Regions from separate parts of the Homo sapiens genome. Here region 1 is linked to region 2. The links are chromatin contacts, found by Hi-C or POLR2A ChIA-PET in ENCODE. All regions are on one chromosome and are shown on one strand. Each heading gives the region's core, a stretch centred on a gene start or an enhancer-like site at or near the end of the contact. The rest is flanking DNA. Distances are from core to core; before and after follow the strand shown. Region 1 holds the start of KCTD13 (potassium channel tetramerization domain containing 13). Region 2 holds the start of PAGR1 (PAXIP1 associated glutamate rich protein 1).

Region 1 (2,889 bases), core at 70-2,569, 110 kb before region 2:
TTTTGCTCAACAGGACACCACCATGGCCGTGCTGTTGGTGCCAGGTCAGCTCCTAGCAACATCAAGGCTTCTGGAGTGAGGGTGCAAACCAGCTCCCAGCTGGCAGCAGTTGCTTTTCTCTTTTACACCGCCACACTCGAAATCAGAAAATTGGCAACCCCTTTGGTAGAACATGAGCTCCCGGTCACTACAGGCCCATTTATACCCAGTAACAGGCCCAGGTCACACATTTACACTCCGACCTTCCTCCTGCGTGTGCATCCCTTACACCAACCACGCCCAGAGAAAAGTCACTCGTCTAGCATCTCCCAGGGACCTGCTGGCAGGGCTGAAGATAGAACTCTGACTCTGTGTTTTCCCTCCAGCAACCCCCCTTGCTAGACATTAAGACAGATTGTTAAATCCCTGATGTATCGGCTTCTAAACTGGATGCAGATCGGGTCAGATAAAAACACTTCTCAGTGCACCTTCTTGTCAACAGTGGGTTCCTATCTATTCTTCTTTCTTTTGGGATTGGGTGCTAGGTCCCACGACATTAGCTGGGATTCTAAGACCTTTGCTCAGCTGCTGCGGCCACCACTGACACGCCCTCTGCTCCTCAAATACGGAGAACAGTTCAGTGTTCCTGCCTGAGGATCTCTGCATTTGCCTTCCCTCTGCCTGGAACTCTTCCCTCACATCCGCTTCCCAGCTTCAGCTCGGCATCACCTCCTCAGAGAGGCCTTCCATCCTTGGTGCCCGGGCACCACTGCTACCCGTTTTGGCCTCTGTTTTTTTTTTTTTTTTCAAAGGACGTTATGTTGCCCAGGCTAGAGTGCAACGGTCCGATCACGGATTACTGCAGCTTCCAACTCCTGGCTTCAAGCGCTCCTTCTGCCTCGGCCTCCCGAGTAGCTAGGCTTACAGGCTGGGGTTACAGGTGTGAGCCACAGCGCCCGGCCGCTTTGGCCTCCTTTAAGAGCTTCCCTCCGCGCTTTGTTCGCAGTTCTGGTCACAGTCTGTTCAGTGCGCGGGGCTGGGAGGCGGGAAACTGCCCAATGCCCAGACCTCTCTGTCTGTTTCCCCTCAAGCTCGTGAAGCTCTCTGACAGCAGAGACCCAATCACGAGGTGGAGACTTCGCTTTCCACATCGGGCAGGGGGTCGGCCGCATCCTCGATCTGGTCCTGGTGACTCGAGACCAGAGAGGAGCGCACGTCGACCCGCCCGGGGAACCCGCAGGCCACACGCCAAACCTCTACGGGATCCCCCAGCGAGGCCACTGCGCATGCTCCATACTCGCAGCCCCGCCCCCATTCAGGGGCGGGGCCGCGCCTGCGCAGCTGCCCGGCGCCGGCTTCCGGGTGGTGCGAGCGAGATGGGGCGGAGGGCCGGTCTTGCAGAGTAGCTGCGGTGAGTGGGCGTGTGCGCCGAGCGGTCTGGCCCAAGGGCTGGGGGCCGGCCGAGGGTCTTCGGGAGCAGGCCGCAGGGCGCGGAGAGATCCTGGGATCGCCGTCCGCCGCTGCTACCCGGCATGTCGGCGGAGGCCTCGGGCCCGGCTGCCGCCGCGGCCCCGTCCCTGGAAGCCCCCAAGCCCTCGGGTCTCGAGCCTGGCCCCGCCGCCTACGGTCTCAAGCCGCTGACCCCGAACAGCAAATACGTGAAGCTGAACGTGGGCGGCTCGTTGCACTACACCACGCTGCGCACCCTCACGGGACAGGACACCATGCTCAAAGCCATGTTCAGCGGCCGCGTGGAGGTGCTGACCGATGCCGGAGGTACGAGCGGCGCCCCTACCGTGCCCCCACCCCAGACCCCCAACTCCCGTTCCCCGCAGTCTCTCACCACCGGGGCTCCTCATGCCCCTTCTCTCTGCCCGCTACTGTCCAGTCAACTCATTCTCAGCTCCCTCCAGCCCCCACATCCCATCTCCTCCCCTTTCTCATTCATAATTTCTCTTCTCCTCCCCCAATCCTTTACCCCCAGCAATAACCAACACTTACGGAACCCCTAACTGCCAGGCGCTGTGGTAAGTGATTGAACGTGTCAGTTCATAATCCTCATGACCACCTCTCCCACCCTTCACCCCTCAGCTCAAGACTTGGGAACTAGCCCTGCTGCCTGCAGTACTACTCCTGGCAGCCTTCCTCAGTTTCTTCCGACTGCCCAGCCTTTTGTTTCCCTCTCTGCTTCAGAACTGCTCACAGCCAGCCAGGAGAGCTGGGAGATCTTGTTTGCCTCTGTGTTCCCCTGACACAGGTCCCTGTACACTCTAGGAATCCACCTGTATACACACATTGCAGAAGGAGGCTGCTTTGGGTTTGCCAGGGACACCAGAGTGGAGGGTGGACAGGTCTCCTTGGCAGGTGAACCTTACCTTCTTGGAGTGTTGCATTCAAGTATGGACCCTTCGTGCCCAAGTGAGACTTTGAAGTTTTGGAGTTTGGGAGTGGGAGAGTCTTAAGGGAGGGGTTAACGAGGACTGTGAGAGCAGGAGAATAAAAATTTGAGAGGCGGAGATCTGCCTTCAAGTATCAAAGGTGAAGAATTCGGCCAGGTGCGGTGGCTCACGCCTTTAATCCCAGCACTTTGGGAGGCCGAGGCGGTGGATCACCTGAGGTCAGGAGTTCGAGACCAGCCTGACCAATATGGCGAAACCCCGTCTCTACTAAAAATACAAAAATTAGCCGGGCGTGGTGGTGTGCGCCTGTAGCCCAGCTACTCGGGAGGCTGAGACAGGAGAATCGCTTGAACCTGGGAGGCGGAGGTTGCAGTGAGCCGAGACAGCGCCACTGCACTCCAGCCTGGGCGACAGAGAGAGACTGTCTCAAAAAAAAAAAAAAAAAAGGGAAGAATTCATTTGTCCAATAAGTATTTGTAAAATATCAGTTAGTGCTGGAGATAGGTAAATG
Region 2 (2,751 bases), core at 213-2,712:
TAATCCCAGCTACTTGGGAGGCTGAGGCAGGAGAATTGCTTGAACCCAGGAGGCGGAGGTTGCAGTGAGTTGAGATCGTGCCATTGCACTCCAGCCTGGGGGACAAGGGCAAGACTCCATCTCAAAAAAAAAAAAAAAAAAAAAAGGAAGACAAGGTAGTAATCTAAGTCATAAAGATGGTGCTACTGGGTGAATACTCTCTCCTGCAGCTGTAAGTTGTGTGGGAGCTGAGGCAGCAAGCAAAGGCCTCTAGGGGAGCCGATCTTGGGTAACTGAGCCGAGGCCCTTCACCTCCCCCAACTGTTTCCTCTTCGTTTGTACCTGGGGTGCGTCTCCGGTCAATCAGGGAGTCCTTTGGTGTCACTGGCTCATCATCAAAATCAAATTCCGTGGGCATGTGTGGTCTGGGACAGGTGAACATAGTTAAGGGTGAGGGCGGTCCTCCCTCCCACCCACACGTGTGCTTCTCCCCTGCCCGTTCCTCCTCCCCCGCTGGCTTCCCTCCCTCCACTTTCAAAGGTTCCAGCGTCCCACATTTTCCCCTCCCTATTTCCTCCCGCCATCAGGGGAGCAGCCCCGGGACAAGGTGTAAGGGTGTGCCTTTACTTTTCCTCTTCCTCTTCTTTGGCCTCCGGCTCCTCATCGGATCTCTCCTCTTCGCTCTGGGCCTCCGGCGTGGGAGGCCGGCGGGGCAGGATCTCGGCTTGCAGCTCCAGAGTACCGTGGGCAGCCAGCAGTTCATAGAGCCGCTGGATTTCGGAGGGCGGGGGCATCCAGGGCTGCCCATCCGCAGGCAGCTCCACCTCCTCGTCGCTGCAGGGCACGCACCAGTCCTCGGAGTCCTCCTCGGCAGGCTCTTCTCCCCCAGCGCTGGGGACTTCTCCCTGCGCCTCCTCGCCCCCGGACCCCTCACGCTCGGTCTCCTCTCGGCCTCCTTCCCCCTCGTCCTCGGCCTTACCGGCCGAGGCAGAGGGGCCTCCGGTATCCTCCACGGCCAGAGCCTGGAGGCCGGAGGTCACTTCCCCTTCTTCAGACAGAGGCGCCGCCGTACTGGCCGCAGTGTCTCCATGGCCCCGAGCAAGGGACATAGGCCACTAGGGCAGGGACCCTGCGACGACAGATACTGGAGTCCGAAGCCAGGGTCCCCCAGGGATCGGGCTCCCCTGGGGGTTCGGGACCGTTTCCAGCCAATCACGCTCCCGCAGGGGACTCCGCGGCCAGACCGCCCGTCCCCGGGAGGGGGCGCTCAGTCCCCACCAAGGACCCCGCCCCGGAGATCGAGGTTCGGTACTCCGAGGCTCCCGGGCCCCGCAGAAACCACTTTCCGAAAGAGGGAAAGGGGGAGGAGAGGGACGGGCCACTCTTCTCGCTTCCACGACGCCCCTCTCCACACCCGGACACGGCGCCTTCTCCCCAGACCTTTCAGTTGTGGGCCACGTCAAGTCAGATGCCGTACGCACCTGGAGCTAAGACCCGCCTCCCAGGCTGCGCAGGGTCACGCTACGCAGGCGCACAGAAATGGCGCGGGAGGCTCCGCTCTAGGCAAGGCTACTTGGAAGAGGAAAGCGAGGGAAGGCTTGCACATGCGCGAGTAAGCGCACAGGCTTCAGCCCACAGTAAAGATGGCCACCGGGAAGTCGCATGCGTATACCACCCAGTAAGGTTCTGCCAGAAAGGCAGCACCGCCGGGCCGGCGGGACGAACGCAGGAACCAACCGAGATTGGAGGCGAGTCTCATGCAGTCTCCGTTTATTGGTGTTTCAGACTCATGCAGCATCCGGCATACAAAAAGGGAGAAATCAGTTTGATAATAGCCTTTTTTTTTTTTTTTTAAGAATTTTAGTTTTTTTCTTCCCCCAGACTTTTTTTTTTTTTTTTTTTTTTTTTTTAAGGAAAAAAACCCCCGCCAAATCCGAACCGCGTTGTAGCTCGGTCCCCGCCTCCTCAGCGGGCTGTCGCGTGCAACAAACCTCCCCCATCATCTTAGAAAATAATTATAGAGCGCGGCGCCCCGCCCTCGCTCCTGCCAGTGGGCGCTTTGGTCCTATTTTTTGGATTATTTCATTACGAAGCACGTGAATGAATCTAGCCCCCACACCTTCAAGAAAGAAACTCGCGGACTGGGGTTGAAAAGCCCAGGTGGGCGGGTCAACTCCAGCTGACCTGGAAGGGTCAGCGCCGCGTCCCTCCCTTCTCCCCTGCGTGCGTTCGGAACCAGTACTCGCCACCCTCACCCGAGTCCCCATACGAGGCCCGGCTTGCCAACTCTGCGACCTGCCAGGCACCCTTGGGTGTCCGACCCTGGGTGGTCCCAGCAGAGAACAGTCCGAGCCTGGGGTTGGGGAGCCCTCTCCCAACACTGCTCCCTGCCCCCAAGCCTCGTCTAAGTGCTGTCAATTTTGCAGAGTAAACGGTGACGGGAGGTTGGAGAAGAGGATGCTTAAGGGAGATGAGGAGGCAGGAAGAGGAAGGGGGCGGGACGTGGAGAGGAAAGGGGAGATGATAAAGAAGGGAAGGAAGAGAGGACTGAGGGTTGAGAGATGCCAAGACAATGAAAGTTGGGAGGAGGCGGCCAGGGTGGAGGTCCAGAGAATTTGGGGGGCTGGAAGAAGTGCAGGGAGGCCAGGAGAGATGCAGGGAGGCTGAGAGCGCAGAGTTGGGGAGGTGTTCAGGGAGGTTTCCAGAGTGCAGGGAGGTTTCCAGAAGTGCAGGGATAGGGGGCCAAGAGGCCGGAGGGGATGCAGGCATTAG

The links. Hi-C counts contacts between places; a loop is a spot of excess contacts on that map. ChIA-PET counts read pairs that join two places held with the same protein, here RNA polymerase II (POLR2A). Pooled maps may share reads with other maps.
Region 1: a loop to region 2 is called in a map of thyroid gland, with 2.4 times the contacts of the local background. The contact joins the promoter of KCTD13 here to the promoter of PAGR1 in region 2. A Hi-C loop is called at or near these places in 8 of 168 maps with a recorded cell type or tissue (B cell, ascending aorta, endothelial cell of umbilical vein and 5 more), 11 of 37 single-sample maps with no recorded cell type and 15 of 50 pooled maps. POLR2A ChIA-PET finds 5 or more read pairs at or near these places in 34 of 52 experiments (A673, AG04450, B cell and 27 more).

Annotation. Positions count from the first base shown.
Region 1 is chr16:29,924,656-29,927,544 of GRCh38, reverse strand. It overlaps KCTD13 (potassium channel tetramerization domain containing 13), which reads left to right and starts at 1,319. Exons shown (of 6, transcript NM_178863.5): 1 at 1,319-1,755. The coding sequence starts at 1,512. It overlaps KCTD13-DT (KCTD13 divergent transcript), which reads right to left and starts at 1,322. Exons shown (of 3, transcript XR_001752362.2): 1 at 1-1,322. RefSeq lists a silencer at 1,414-1,653.
Region 2 is chr16:29,814,863-29,817,613 of GRCh38, reverse strand. PAGR1 (PAXIP1 associated glutamate rich protein 1) reads right to left here and starts at 1,462. Exons shown (of 3, transcript NM_024516.4): 1 at 607-1,462; 2 at 322-404. The coding sequence starts at 1,088. It overlaps PRRT2 (proline rich transmembrane protein 2), which reads right to left. Exons shown (of 4, transcript NM_145239.3): 4 at 1,733-2,751. All of the region lies in intron 2 of MVP-DT (MVP divergent transcript), which reads left to right. RefSeq lists a silencer at 1,151-1,320 and enhancers at 1,511-1,760, 2,011-2,230, 2,123-2,751.